2 separate regions of the Homo sapiens genome follow, and region 1 is linked to region 2. A link is an interaction called in ENCODE POLR2A ChIA-PET data of the cell type or tissue named here. Cell type or tissue: MCF 10A. All regions are shown on one strand.

What was found. ChIA-PET counts read pairs that join two places held together with the same protein. Peaks named below come from ENCODE experiments on the same cell type or tissue, not always from the same donor. Only the 100,000 strongest peaks of a DNase experiment are listed, where the experiment ranks them.
Region 1: POLR2A ChIA-PET joins it to region 2 with 20 read pairs; 5 of 35 experiments call an interaction of 5 or more read pairs at or near these places.

The regions. Positions count from the first base shown.
Region 1 is chr6:7,557,337-7,565,336 of GRCh38, reverse strand. DSP (desmoplakin) reads right to left here. Exons shown (of 24, transcript NM_004415.4): 3 at 7,073-7,221; 4 at 5,937-6,111; 5 at 2,557-2,685; 6 at 1,551-1,601. Among named protein-coding and RNA genes, the nearest start is that of DSP-AS1, 18 kb to the right of the region's middle. RefSeq lists an enhancer at 2,835-4,410. In MCF 10A, no CTCF peak of the experiment used is centred here; DNase peaks (open chromatin) are centred at 3,566 and 5,416.
Region 2 is chr6:7,476,299-7,484,298 of GRCh38, reverse strand. It overlaps the pseudogene HNRNPLP1. Among named protein-coding and RNA genes, the nearest start is that of DSP, 61 kb to the left of the region's middle. In MCF 10A, no CTCF peak of the experiment used is centred here; a DNase peak (open chromatin) is centred at 4,228.

The sequences.
Region 1 (8,000 bases), 81 kb before region 2:
GCATTAAAATAACAATATGCAGTGACTGGTGTTCTCTGCAGGTTTAAAGATTAAACCTGTGGTCCCTTTAAAAAAAAAATCACACGGATAGGAAAAATGTTAACCTTGTGCATTCACTGACCACCTGGTATGGGAAAAGACCCATCCAAATCTGCAATGAACAAGAAGGCAGCAACTTTTTTTTTTTTGAGACGGACTGTCGCTCTCGTCTCCCAGGCTGGAGTGCAGTGGCATGAGCGATCTCGGTTCACTGCAACCTCCCCCTCCCGGGTTTAAGCGATTCTCCTGCCTCAGCTTCCCGAGTAGGTGGGATTACAGACATGCACCACCACGTCCTGCTAATTTTTGTATTTTTAGTAGAGACGGGGTTTCACCAGTTGGCCAGGCTGGTCTCGAACTCCCAACCTCAGATGATCCGCCCACCTCGGCCCCCCAAAGTGCTGGAATTATGGGCGTGAGCCACCACACCTGGCCTTAAATTTTTTTTATTCTTCTAAATAAGGTCTTTTTTTGGTATTTTTTACTGATATAGTTGTACATATTTGGGGGTACACATGATATCTGGACACATGTATACAATGTATAATGATCAAATCAGGATAAGTGGGATATCCATCACCTCGAACATTTATCTTTTCTGTGTGTTGGGAACATTACAAATATTTTCTTCAAGCTATTTTGAAATATACAATAAATTATCATTAACTATAATATCCCTATTGTACTATCAAATATTAGAACTTACTCCTTCTATCTAACTGTATTTTTGTACCCATCAATAATTAGTTTTGGACTATAAGGGGGAAAATGGACTGTTAGAGAAATCAAGCTTTTCCTACCTTCTCCCCAAAAATTCAAAGTGCCATAAGTCACACCCCAGCCCAATAGGAAAATCACTGTGTCACCACGAGTGACATTATTTAAAAAGTATCATTGCCAACAAGGAAACATTAAAAAGTAAAGATATGATGACACAAATAGGCAAAAGAATGGAAATCTCTCCTCTTATGAATCAAGTAACTGATATGACTGAGTGTCATAAAATTGTGATGACGATCTGGTAGACCTCTATCTTGAGAAAAATAACTTTTATTTTTGCTTACACTTCGTAAAAAAGACCACAATTCACAAGTGGCAACGTTTTCTTGCTTCAACTGCAAGTACTTAACAAGTGCCATTTATGTGACACAACTTGAAAACAGAACAGCAGTAGGGACTGACTTCTGAAAACAACTTTTAGGCCGGGCGCAGTGGCTCACGCCTGTAATCCCAGCACTTTGGAAGGCCAAGGCGGGCGGATCACTTGAGGTCAGGAGTTTGAGACCACCCTGGTTAACATGGTGAACATGGTGAAACCCTGTCTCTACTTAAAAGAAAAAAAGAAAAGAAAACAACTTTTAAAATTCACTTCTAAAGGAAACTCAGCAGCAGCAACAACATTAGCATCGATGAACAGGTGCCTCCCCGCCAGGATGTGCTTGATATTTCTTGAACTGAATTGAATTGGAAACAACAGAAAGTCGATGCACTTGAGAAATAAATCAGCTTACCAGCAGGTTTTCATACTCCTCCTCCAACTGGTAGATCGCAGATTTCTCGCGCTAGAAGACAACAAAAAGCAGGTAGATATAAATCCCCTTGTGGATTGTATAGAAAAGAGTGGCCCTTCTAAGCCTCCTTTTCTTCAGATACTGGCCTCAGATCCCTCCATAGAAAGAAAGAATTACTAGCTCTATGAGATATTTCACCCATGGGGACTTTTTCCTAGGCGGTTGGAAAGCAAACCCTTGCTGGCCTGGCAGCACCGTCTCCACAAAGGAAAGCCCAGATCAGGGTCACTTAAAGACTCACGTGTTAGAAAATTGTCTTAAAGTTTAAAGACATCATTTAGGATTCCCTAGGTCTTAGAGAAATGAAGGAGAAAGTTGGTCAGGGGCTCAGGTGGACAAAAGTAAGCCCCAAAAAGCCAGAAGAAGAAATGAGGATGAGAAGCTATGGTCTCAGGTAAAAAAAAAAAAAAAAAGTTTAGTGATTTACAAGTGTAGAGACCTGCGGGAAACTAAGCACTTAAGATCAGTTATGATTTTATGCTGTAATTCTCAACCCAGTTTCAAGTCTGACTTTTTTCAGCATGGGAGCGGGTGTCGGGATGACATATGGCTTTGCTCAGTAGAAATAATGTTTTAATTACCACCTAGGAAAGGATTCACCAATGACACAAACTACTGTATAAGACTGTTGCATTTCCCCTATTCAAAAAGATGTTCTGCTTACCGCAGAAACAAACTGCCACCCCTAAAGAGACTTATTCACAAACTGCAAATGAGTGTTTGCACAACCTCAGCCTCTGGTTTAACTCCTCTTCAAGTGTTAACATAATCTCTAATAGGGCTACTGATTCCACTTCCCCATTTAAGAAGTGGGATTTCTAAACATTTCCAGTCTTCTGGGAAAGAAATAATAGCAATGTTTCAGAAGAAACTCCCTGGGATTGAGTAATTACACGATCCTTCGGTAGATATTTTGAAGACTCTAAAATGAAACACAGACAAGTACCAGGTCGGCTTTGATTTTGTCCAGCTGCCAGCGATAGTCGCCGATGGAGTTGTGGATGCCCCGGTGGCTGTTAATGTGCTGCTCCACTGAGGCCAGGTCCACACCCCAGGCCACCATGTCCATCTCCGCCTGCGACACAAAGACAAAGAGAGGCGCCCTTTGTTGTTGCCCCTTTGCACCTGTTTCACTTACGCACACCATCACGGCTTTACTTCAGATAGAACCAAAGATGTAAATATGGAGTATTTTTGAAGCCAGAATATTTTTTAAAGGTTCCCAAATGGCTAATGCAGGGTTGCCAAATACTTCCCTCAACTTGCTTGACCCCAGCTCAAGATGGGCAGAGAAGGAAATTTAGAAATGGGAACCTGAAAACCAAGATCATGTCTTCTGAAAAAAAAAAAAAACCAAATCTACCTGTGCACAGGCAAGCAAGCATGTGCACAGAACATATGTGTGCATATATATGTATGATATGTTATAAAATACTCATTTAATCATTCTTAAATGTGCATAAAAAAATCATTAAATAAATGCAATCATACACTGTTCCCCAAACTAAATAGTCAACCTAAAAGCATCTTTCATTGTTTATTTCTTTATATTGTCTTGATGGATGTAATTATTGGCTTTTTAAAATCCAGGATATACCATTCCCTTTTAGGATGCAAAACTCCCTATGGGCCACTTCAAAGGGAAGTCACTATATCTACTCAAGGATTCAATTTCCATGAGTGTTGGCAATATTAGGATTGTGGACTTAAGTTACCTTTTTTAAAAAATTAAATCTGACTAAATTTATTATTTGAGCCTCAAATTTAAGAATGTTTCACAATAAGAATCACACACACTGTTCCGCCAGTTCCACACTGGGGCAAGTCCATTATCTCACCCTTCTTTTGCATGAGTACATGTAAATTTCCAAATCACCTGTGTCATCTCTTGGACATGCCAAGGGCAAACATTCCAATCTGGGATTGCAGCAAGAACATAAAACACATTGTTCTAAGCCACATCCATGTTCTAATACACTTGGCAAGGCTTCAGAAAGGGGAGCCATTTCAGAGTCAGACAACAGAAGGTTACCCGGGACTTTGACCCTTCTCTCCCACAGCTGTCTCGGCTTTAAACCAGAGACAGCCAGGTGCGTGCAGTGGGACATTAGCAACGTGACCAGGCTCCAGCTCAGGCGTCTCATTACCAGCCAGGTGTATCGTATCTGACCTGTCCATCGGCAAACACAAATCGGGAAAACAAAACAAAAACCTGGCTCAGGAGTGCCTGCCTCCTGACTGGCTGCTGGGGCAACAGTTCCCTTATCAGCTGGGCCCTGCAGCTCAGTCTCCTGGGAATGAGGTAAAGCATGCAGGGGAACAAGCGATAAGAGGAAAGGAGCCACAGCAAATCCCAGAGCGAACCTGCAGTAAGCAATCAAACAGCTTTTAGTTTGTTTGCAACCATGAGGGCTGCGTGCCTAACCCGGAAAGCATCGCTTATCAATTGCTTCTGTTAGAAAACGACATAAAACTGGCTGGGCGTGGTGGCTCACACCTGTAAACCCAATACTTTGGGAGGCCAAGGCGGGCGGATCACAAGGTCAGGAGTTCGAGATCAGCCTGACCAATATGGCAAAACCCCCGTCTCTACTAAAAATGCAAAAAATCAGCTTGCCATGGTGGCACACGCCTGTAGTCCCAGATACTCGGCAGGCTGAAGCAGGAGAATTGCTTGAACCCGGGAGATAGAGGTTGCAGTGAGACGAGATCATGCCACTGCACTCCTGCCTGGGCAACAGAGTGAGACTCCCTCTCAAAAAAAAAAAAAAGAAAATGACATAAAACTGAATTCATGTGGTAATACTTTTCCAAAATTTAAAGACATTGAGCATTTACTACATTCTTAAGCTACACCCAACATAAATACAAAAAAATGACAAATTACAGGCTGTCTTTTTTTATAACTGTCATACTAAGAAAACTTTAGGAGATATGACATTTCAAACTAATTTGATTGGAAGGCTGTTTTGCCCATCATTGTGGATCCTTAAGATGTAGTTAAGCCCCATCAGCTCCGCTATGTCTTCCTGTGACTGTTCCACTCCACAGGAGCTGGCCACCCTCCCCTCTAACTAAGCAAGAATGTATTATAGCTGATCTAGACAGAAATTTGGCATTTGAGCGTATGCATCTTGTTTTCTTCGATAACATTCATTTTCAGGACTAGGGACCATAATCTTTGTACCCTTGGGTGGCACTACATATAAAATCCTCAAGAAATGTGCTCGAAGATTAGAAGGAAATTTGAAAAACATACAAATAGATTTGTATTTAGGTTTCTGATATTTTAACTGACTTTTGTTCTTTCTAAGCCTTACCTTCTGTAATAGCTTATATTCTTTATAATAAATGGGAGAAAAAGGTAACTGAATGAATGAATAAATGTTTAGTCACTGAAGTCCTCACTACTTAGGAAAGAATACACAAAAATTTTAAAGGAGTTGAGAAATTTTAGAACCACTGCTGAATTAGTCTAACAACTAATCAAACCAAGCTTTCTTACAACCACATCTAAATTGCATAACAATCTCTCCACAACTTATCACTCTAACACATCCACATTCTCAAGGGAAGGGTTAGGAGTAGGTTTTCATTATAAAATTCCCATCTACATGATTGTGGCATATTTCTACCACCACCTGTTCATTATAGGACATAATGACTACATGAAACAACACAACAATCATTAGTCTTGAAAAATACTTTGCAGAAACTCCAGTTCTAGGGAAAGGATCAGCATATCCTTCCAACATTATTTTGCTTCACTCCCACACTGGTGACGTGATGGTTGCACAATGAGACAACTGAGACTTCAAAAGTCTAAGGTAAGCAACCAATGAGCCTAAACCAGAATGGCTAGTTTCACTGTTTCCAGCTCCTCCAATCTATGACCATTTTAAATGAACTGCCACAATGGGCTTTTTTTCAAGTACCTATGAGTAAAACAGATGAGGTCAGTTGCCACTCACATAGAACAATGAAGTTATTTAGCACATAAACTCCCACAACAGATCTTTCCGGTGGTCAATATAAGAACTGGATATTCAAAGTCTACTAACTAAATTACACATGTTAAATATGACCTGTGTGATAAAGGATGACTATAAAGCAATGAGGCTGATTCCCCAAGCCACACTGAAATCTCATTCATTCCAAAATAGAAGACCACTTTTCAAATTGTATAGGAGGAAAATCCTGCAAACAGCAAGCTGCTGCCGCCACCTGAGGTCTAGAAGACTCTTTGTCACACAAACACATGGGCTGACCCCATCGTGCTGGAACGTCTGGCCTGCACAGGTTTGGGCTGTTCAAGAAGCTGCTTACCCTTTGCTGCCTCATCCACCCCAAACATTCACTGGTGACATGTTTGGTGAACTCATCCCAGCCAGAGCCACTCTGACAAGTGTAGCCTCCACCACCCTTGGAGCTGGCCCTGCGGACTCGAGGGACACTGATGGCTTTATAAAGGGCTCGCATTTGCTCTTGGAGCTGAAGAAGCCTGCAAAGAAAAAAACCTTTAAACCACTGCAGGAAAACAGCCTATGAAAACCCGTTCTGGGCAAATTTCCCCTTTTCTGAGTCTTTTGTGTCAATAGAGAAGCTACAAATGTTTTATGGTATTTGAAGATTTTTTTTTCTTTACCCCAGGACTTAAGTCTTAATCACATACAAAAAATTAAATCTTAGGAAGAGGTTCAAAGTGCGTAACAGCATAGAAAGCGTCACTGCCTTTGCCTAACCTGGGAGCAACTTTCATTTTCTCTTGCGTTTTGTCCTGGGAGTTTTCCTAGTACCCTGGGCCCCAGGTAGTAGTAGAACAAATTCAGACTACATTTTTCTGCCTTATAGTCTTTGTTTCCAACTCTAAGGGTCTCATTTTTATATTTATTAAACTAAGCTTGACTTGATATTAGACCCTTAAGTGATTCACACCTGTAATCCCAGCACTTTGGGAAGCACAAGACGGAGGATTGCTTGAGCCTAGGACTTCGAGATCAGCCTAAGCAACATGGCAAAACCCTGTCTCCACAAAAAATTTTTTTTTAATTTGCTAGGTATGGCACATGCCGATAGCCCAACTACTTGATAGGCTGAAGTGGGAGGATTGCTTGAGCCCAGGAGGTTGAGGCTGCGGCGAGCCACATTTGTGCCACTGCACTCCAGCCTGGGTGACAGAGCGAGACCCTGTCTCAAAAAAAAAAAAAAAAAAAAAAAAAGTCAAATGCCATGCCAAAGGGCTTTCTGTCCTCTAAAGGGAGGTACAGTTAACACCTATAATGAAATGGTCACTTTGTATTAGAGATACATAATAAAGTTGCAAAATACCAAGTAAGCAAACCTTTCCTTGGGAACATTTGTGCTGCCTTCAAAGGAAGCCCTGGGTCATGGAATTGAGTGTAACTGGTTATGTGGTGTTCTTTTTCATGGGGACTGCCCGATCCATGCTCTGTGGACAATACCTTTTCTGGTAAGCATCACAGGGCTGGCCCATCTGCCGCATCTCTCTGATCAAGCTGTCGAGGATTTCCATTTGGTCATTGGCCTGGGCAAAACACTCATCCAATTCTCGACTCCGAGTCAGTTGTATTCCATCTCCATACTTCAATTCCTGAAAGAAAACACTCACATGAAGGAAAACACATACTACCAGGAAGAAAACCTTCATGGGCATTAATGGAAGCAAGAGCTTCCACTGTAAACATGACAAAAACTGTAAGTTTCGCCAGTGAAAATGATCTTATTGAGATAAGAAGGTAAACAGACGGAGATTCATGAACCAAAGTTTGTGGACTGTCTTTTAAATTTGCACTTGGCTTTTAAAGTCACATTTGCTGAATGCTAACCTTCCCCTTGCTTCAGTATGTTAAATGCTGATCTTTCATATTTACACACAAGTCTCATATAATGGGAATCTCATTGTGACAAGGACACTGTACCATTATGGTACAGTGGTACAGATGGGGCCTCTTATGCACAGAGTTTTTCCTATACCTTATGAGAACATAATGTTTTAGTTCTTTTTTTATTTTTATTTTTATTTTTTTGAGACAGAGCCTTGCTCTGTTGCCCAGGCTAGAGTGCAGTGGCACGATCTCAGCTCACTGCAACCTCTGCCTCCTGGATTCAAGTGATTCTCCTGCCTCAGGCTCCTGAGTAGCTGAGACTACAGGCATGTGCCACCACGCCAGGCTAATTTTTGTATTTTTAATAGAGACAGGGTTTCACCACATTGGCCAGGCTGGTCTTGAACTCCTGACCTCAAGTGATACACCCGCCTCGGCCTCCCAAAGTGCTGGGATTACAAGCGTGAGCCACCACGCCTGGCCAACGTTTTAGTTCTTAAAAAGAAGGCTTCTGCCTGGTTAACTGTATTGGGCCAATCAATGT
Region 2 (8,000 bases):
GAGCCCAGAAGTTCAAGACCAGACTGGGCAACAATGCAAGACCCTGTCTCCACAAAAAATAAAAATAGCCAGGCATGGTGGCATGCACCTATAATCCCAGCCAAAAAAAAAAAAAAAGAAAAAAATACTTTGATTGAACAAAATGTCTTTTTGCTTAAAGTCACAGTTTCTAAGAACCTATCAATGGTCTTAAGGGAGGACTTACTGTACTTGGGGCTCTGGCCAATGAAATAATGCAAGAAAAACAAATAAAACATATATAGATTAGGAAGGAGGTATAAAGGTTGTGTATTTATTCAAAGACAACATGATTCTGTATGTAGACAATCCCAAAGAATCTACAAAAAAATTACTGGCATTAATCAACCAGATCAGCAAGGTCACAGGACTCAAGTTCAGTACATGAAAATTAATTGTATTTCAATATAGTAAGATGAAATTAAAAAAAATTTTATTCACAATAGTATCAAAGAGAATAAAATACTTGAGAATAAATTTAACAAAGAAAGTGCAATAACTATACACTAAAAACCACAAAACATTACTGAGATATTTATCTGAAGAGCTGAGTAAATGGAGAGACGTACCATGAACATTGATCAAAAAACTCAATATTGTAGAGGACAGTTTTTCCTGAATTGATCTATAGATTCTATGCATCCCTATCAAATATCATCAGGCTTTAAAAATAGAATTTGATAAGGTGACCCTAAAAGTTATATAGAAATGCAAAAAAACCTTAAGCCAAACAATTTTGAAAAATAAAGTTGAACTTAAACTACCCGATTTCAAAACTTACTATATGAGTAAAGCTACTGTAATCAAGACAATTTTGTATTGGCCTAAGCATAGACTTATGTTATGGGCCAGTGGAATAGAATAAAACATCCCAAAATAAGCCCTTCCATTGAAGATCAATCGATACTCAAGAAAGATGCCACGCCAAAAAAAATAAAAAGTGTGGTCCTTATCTTACGCTTTACACAAAAGAGTATCTACAGTAATGCTAAAAATCTTTTTTTAATCCTGAATAATTAGCTCTTTGCTTTAACTCCTAAAAGTGGATCAAATACCTTGAATGACCTTGTCTGCTCTTTTGGACAACTTTACCAATGTTTTTCTCACTATGACCAGATTTGTCAAGCTCTGAGTCCCTTGGAAGAAACTCTACCACATTACCCTGATAGATACCTGCAGTGGGATTTTTTTTTTTTTTGAGTTGAAGTTGCGCTCTGTTGCCCACGTTGGAGTGTAATGGCACGATCTCAGCTCACTGCAACCTCCATTTCCCGGGTTCGAGCGATTCTCCCGCCTCAGCCTCCCTAGAAACTGGGATTACAAGCGCGTGCCACTTTGCCTGGCTAATTTTTTGTATTTTTAGCAGAGACGGGGTTGGCTGTGGCTGGCCAAGGCCATGTTGGCCAGGCTGGTCTTGAACTCCTGACCTCAGGTGATCTGCCCGCCTTGGCCTCCCAACGTGCTGGGATTACAGGTATAAGCCACCGCACCTGGCTTGCAGTGGGATTTTTAAATTGACTCCAAAAGGTACTGAAAAATCTTAGATGGGCTCTCAACTCAGATTTTATAAAAGAAAAATGTGTCTCCTGCCCTGCCTCGTGGGCGGTTGAGGGAGCAGAAACGGGTGGGCAGAGGCCTTGTCCTCTAGAGTGGGGAATTCCATCTGATGGAAGCCTAATCTCTAAGGAGAACTGTGATGACCCACACAAAACCTCTGCCTCCCCAGTTGTCCACATCAGGGGCCTAATTGATGGTGTGGTGGAAGCTGACATTGTGGAGGCCTTGCAGGAGTTTGGACTCATCAGCTATGTGATGGTAATGTCTAAAAAGAGACAAGCACTGGTGGAGTTTGAAGATGTGCTAGAGGCTTGCAACGCAGTGAACTACACAGCCGACAACCAAATACATATTGCCGGTCACCCAGCTTTTGTCAACTACTCTACCAGCCAGAAGATCTCCCGCCCCGGGAACTCGGATGATCCGGAGCGTGAACAGTGTGCTTCTCTTTACCATCCTGAACCCCATCTATTCGATCACCACGGATGTTCTTTACACTATCGGTAATCCTTGTGGCCCTGTCCAGAGAATTGCCATTTTCCGGAAGAATGGAGTTCAGGCCATGGTGGAATTTGACTGTGTTCAAAGTGCCCAGTGGGCCAAGGCCTCACTCAATGGGGCTGAAATCTATTCCGGCTGTTGCACTCTGAAGATCAAATACACGAAGCCTACACGCTTGAATGTGTTCAAGAATGATCAGGATACTTGGGACTACACAAACCCCAATCTCAGTGGACAAGGTGACCCTGGCAGCAACCCCAACAAACGCCAGAGGCAGCCCCCTCTCCTGGGAGATCACCCCACAGAATATGGAGGGCCCCACCGTGGGTATCACACCCATTGCCATGATGAGGGCTATGGCCCCCCAGCCCGCGACCTCACTACGAAGGGAGAAGGACGGGTCCACCAGTGAGGGGGAGTCACCCTTGGGGCCCAAGTCGCAACGGCCCCTAGTATGGGCACCCCCCACCCCCTCCCCACCACCCGAGCATGGCCCTCACCCCGACAGCCCTGTCCTCATGGTCTACAGTTTGGATCAGTCTAAGATGAACTGTGACCAAGTCTTCAATGTCTTCTGCTTGTATAGCAATGTGGAGAAGGTGAAAGTCATGAAAAGCAAGCCGGGGACCGCCATGGTGGAGATGGCTGACGGCTACACTGTGGACCGGGCCACTACCCACCTCAGCAACAACTTCATGTTTGGGCAGAAGCTGAATGTCTGTCTCCAAGCAGCCAGCCATCATGCCCTGTCAGTCATGCGGGTTGGAAGTCACGTCTTGCAGTTACAGAGACTTCAGTGAATCCCGAACAATCGGTTCCCCTCGCTGGAGCGGGCAGGGAAGAACCGCATCCAGCACCCCAGCAACGTGCTGCACCTCTTCAACGCCCCGCTGGAGGTGACTGACAACTTCTTTGAGATCTGAGATGAGCTGGGCGTGAAGCGGCCATCTTCTGTGAAAGTATTCTCAGGCAAAAGTGAGCGCAGCTCTTCTGGACTGCTGGAGTGGGAATCCAAGAGCGATGCCCTGGAGGCTCGGGGCTTCCTGAACCATTACCAGATGAAAAACCCAAGTGGTCCATACCTTACACTCTGAAGCTGTGTTTCTCCACCGCTCAGCATGCCTCCTAATTAGGTGGCTAGGAAGAGTCCCATCAGAGCAGGAAGTCATTTCTCTTCCCTTTATGCCATTTTTCGTTTTTTTTTTTTTTTTGTTTTTTTTGTTTTTGTTTTTTTTTTGAAAGCTAGGTTTGTAGAGGCTTAACCTTAATGGAAACGCTGGAAGTCTGCAGGGGGAGCGAGAGGGGACCTGATCTGTCCCAAGATTAACCTTCACTTCTTCACTTTTAAAAAATTATTGTGGGCCGGGCGCGGTGGCTCACGCCTGTAATCCCAGCACTTTGGGAGGCCGAGGTGGGCGGATCACAAGGTCAGGAGATGGAGACCATCCTAGCTAACACGGTGAAACCCCGTCTCTACTAAAAATACAAAAAATTAGCCGCGTGTGGTGGCGGGCGCCTATAGTCCCAGCTACTCAGAAGGCTGAGGCAGGAGAATCGCTTGAACCCGGGAGACGGAGGTTGCAGTGAGCCAAGATCGTGCCACTGCATCCCAGCCTGAGTAACAAGAGCGAGACTCCATCTCAAAAAAAAAAAAAAAAAAAATTATTGTACATGTGATTTTTTTTTTTCCTGTTCATACATTTGTGCTGCCCATGTACTCTTGGCACATTTCAATAAAATTGTTTGGAAAATAAACACAGCAAAAAAAAAAAGAAAAGAAAAGAAAAGAAAAATGTGTTTTCTATCTGAAGGATTTAATTGACGGCTGTGCCAATAATTTCTCAAATTTAGCTGTGCTCATTCTCCCTAATTTATTTGAAAGACATGACAAGGAAAACAAGACCTTCCTTGGGCTTTTCACTGCTGGGGCTCTCTGGCCCTAAAGAGCGGAGAGTGTCTACAAAATCCTAGGTCAGCAGCTGCGGTTTTGAGATTTCACACACGTAGTGCCTAAGTGTGTGTCTGTCCTGACAGCCTAGAACATTGCTGATCAGGACACAGCCTGCCCAGGTGAAATGCCTCCGAGGCAGGCAAACCCTCAATTAATCTTCTCAAGGCTTCAGTAGACGTAAGAAATGAGTGGACACGCCTTTCTATCAACGGAGAAGCTGTGGGTTTGCTCATGTTTTCTGGATTCCTTCCAGCTTCTGGGTAAGTTTCCCTTCTCGCAATTCAGGAATGGGTGTGGAAAGCTGCAAGCTTGTCTTCCCTACCAGCGGCAGCAGACTCCCTGACCTGCCTGCACTGGCAGCAACTTGCAGGACGGACACTTTATTCTTTTTTTTTTTTTTTTTTTTTTGATACAGAGTCTAGCTCTCTTGCCAGGCTGGAGTGCAGCGGCGCGATCTCAGCTCACTGCAGGCTCCGCCTCCCGGGTTCACGCCATTCTCCTGCCTCAGCCTCCCGAGTAGCTGGGACTACAGGCGCCCGCCACCACGCCCGGCTAATTTTTTTGTATAAGAGACGGAGTTTCACAGTGTTAGCCAGGATGGTCTCGATCTCCTGACCTGGTGATCCACCTGTCTTGGCCTCCCAAAGTGCTGGGATTACAGGTGTGAGCCACAGCACCCGGTCTCTTTTGTCTAGAAATTTCATACAAGGGAAAGCAGGCCCTCTTCCCATGAGATCAATAAAAGGGAATCGTATTGAAAATGAGAATACATTCCCAAAACACATTTCCATCTATCTCGTTACCCACAAATACTCATTAAAATTGAATTTAAGAATAGCCAGCCATATCTTTTAAGAGATTACTTCCCTCCTACCAAATTAAACTTTAAAAACTCTATTTCAGTTAGTAATGAGCCTTTATTTTAGAATATATCAGTCTCTTATCAGAGGCATCAAATCATTTTCTTTTCATCAATAAAAATGTCACAATTAAGAATTATAACTCAGCCAGGTGCGGTGGCTCAGGCCTGTAATCCCAGCACTTTGGGAGGCCAAGGCCGGCGAATCACCTGAGGTCGGGAGTTCGAGACCAGCCTGGCCAACATGGTGAAACACTGTCTCTATTAAAAATACAAAATTAGCTGGGCATAGTGGTGGGCGCCTATAGTCCCAGCAACTTGGGAGGCTGAGGCAGGAGAATCACTTGAACCCGGGAGGCGGAGGTTCCAGTGAGCCGAGGTCATGTCATTGCACTTCAGCCAGCCTGGGCAAAAAGAGTGAAACTTTGTCTCAAAAAAAAAGAATTATAACTCAATTTTTTGGAGCTCCGGCAGCCATAACTCAACATTTGTTCTCACAGTGCACTTTCTACCTCATAATTTCAAGTTTCAAGAGAAAATTAATATCACATGATCAGAAAAATGCAGATAATAACTGTACAAACCTGGGCAAGTCATTTTCCTCTTCTAGGGGCAATGTGTGCAGGGCTGACTCACAATCACACCATTTCTTTCAGATTGATTATTACTAGATTTTATATATTAATAAATACATTAAAGAAAATGCCTAGGACCACCCCTAGTTTGTGACAAGGTTAAGCATGGCATGTGATTTTTAGGTCTTCAGTGTTATTTCTGAATATTGCTCCTACCAGTATAATCTTCTACATTTTTTGTTTTTGATGAAGCGATGTTATCACCCAGTATCTTTTTTTGTTTGTTTGTTTTCATTTTGGTCATTTTGGTCACTGCACTGGAACACAAACCTGCCCCTCTTTCTGTCTCTCTCTCTTTTTCAGTCGTCTGTTGCCCAGACTGGAGTGCCGTGGCTCAAACACAGCTCTCTATAACCTCAAACTCCTGGGCTCAAGTGATCTTCCCACCTCAGCCTCCGGAGTAGCTGGGACCACAGGTGCACGCCACCATGCCCAGCTAATTTTTTTGTATTTCGTAGAGACAAGGTCTTGCTGTGTTGTCCAGGCTGGTCTGTAACTCCTGGGCCGAGGCACTCCTCCTGCCTTGTCCTCCCAAAGTGCTGGGATTACAGGCATGAGCCACCACTCCCGGCATCCTGCCTCTTTTCGATATATATTTTTTTTTTTTGCATTCTAAAAATAGCATCTTTTCTCAGATTATAGAATTAGTATTATTCATCACAAATATTTAAAATATGAAAAGTTATGAAGAAAATCAAATCACTCCTAATCCCTCCACCAAAAGGTAATCACTGTTAACACTTGTAGTTTATTTCCCTCTAGTATTTTTTTTTTTTTTTTTTTGAGACAGAGTCTTGCTCTGTCACCAGGCTGATGGTGCAGTGGCGTGACCTCGGCGCACTACAACCTCTGCCTCCTGGGTTCAAGTGATTCTCCTCCCTCAGCAACCAGAGTAGCTGGGACTACAGCCGTGCGCCACCATGCCCAGCTAATTTTTGTATTTTAAGTAGAGACTGGCTTTCACCATGTTGGCCAGAATGGTCTCGATCTCTTGACTTCGTTATCTGCCCGCTTCAGCCTCCCAAAGTGCTGGGATTACAGGCGTGAGCCACTATGCCCGGCCCCTTTGGTATTTTTATGTAGAATCACTTTTTTTCTCCAAAAGGTATACAACAAATAAACCAAAAGCAGTTTTCCCATTTGTAATCCATATCTATCTAGCATAAAGCCATGTAAACTTGGTCTCGAGCTTGTCCCAACAGCCCTACCAGCCCGAGTTTTCCTATCCCTGCCTTGTGGTCTATTTCTCCATCCACCCTGACCCAAATGCCACTCTCACAGAACTCTAGATTTGAGTTTGCCTTCATTTCTGTTTGACCCCTCAGACCTTGGGAATGTGAATTGTAAAGGCAAAACTTCATGAGATTCGTTTTTCTCTGAACCCAATATAACAAAAAAAACAAGTGAGATTTTATTAAAATCTACATTTCTTACTGTTTTTGATGCTTTGGAAATCAATCCAGTTTTACTCTGCCTTTTTCAATGCAGGTATTTCAAAGGATATGAGATACTCAAGAGCAGGCACCTATTTATATTTGTAACTCCAGTACATGGCCCATGGCAAGTGCTCAATAATTCATGTTCACTGGTCACTTAAACAGAACTTACAGAACTCTTGCTTCCTGTCTGGGTGAATATAATCAATGCTTAAGATTAATAAGGGCAACAGTAATGAATGCGCTTGGTGGTTCAGGATCCTTTACTAGCCAGAATCACTGGTCTTTAACCCCTAAACATTTCTGTTCCCCTAGTTGGGTCTCAACTTTTTAACTACTAGCATTCTCCTCCTGCAGCCACGGACTCAGTCTGTCTTTCCAGCGACCCACCCCTGGCTGGCTTGGACACTGCTCTACCATCAAGCATGGTATTTGCCTCCTCACTTCACTGACTTTGAAGTCTTCCCCACCTCCCACGGCTCCTCCACCTACTGCAGGCTGCCCACTCCCACCCTCATCTCTCTACTGAAACAATTCTTGCCAAACTCTATGGCCACTTCTCAATCCTTATCTCGCCTAAGCTCTCCAAGGCATTTGACACACTTGACCTTGTCCTATTCTTTGGAGATCTTTAGAGTGCATGACTTCTTGCTCTGAGTCTTCCTCGTACCTCTAACTGCCCCTTCCCAGCCTCTTTTGCAGAGCCCTCTTCCTCTGCCTGAACCTTAAATGTTGGAATCCCCTGAGTTTCCATCCACAGCTCTCTTCTCACCCTGCAGACTTGCCTACCTGGTCTCATCCACTCCTATGATTTCTGCACTGTGTAGGTCCTACATGCCAATAACTCTATTCCATCTCCACGTGGAATGTATATGCAAGCACCTACTGAATAGCTCCACTTGAATGTCCCTCAAAAGCAACAGGTCCAAAATAAAATTTAGATCTTCCTTCCCAACCTCTCTTCCTCTTGTTTTATGGTATCCAAGTCAGACACCTGCGAGTCTTCATGCCCTTCTGTAACCCCAAATCTAGCTAATGGTTCA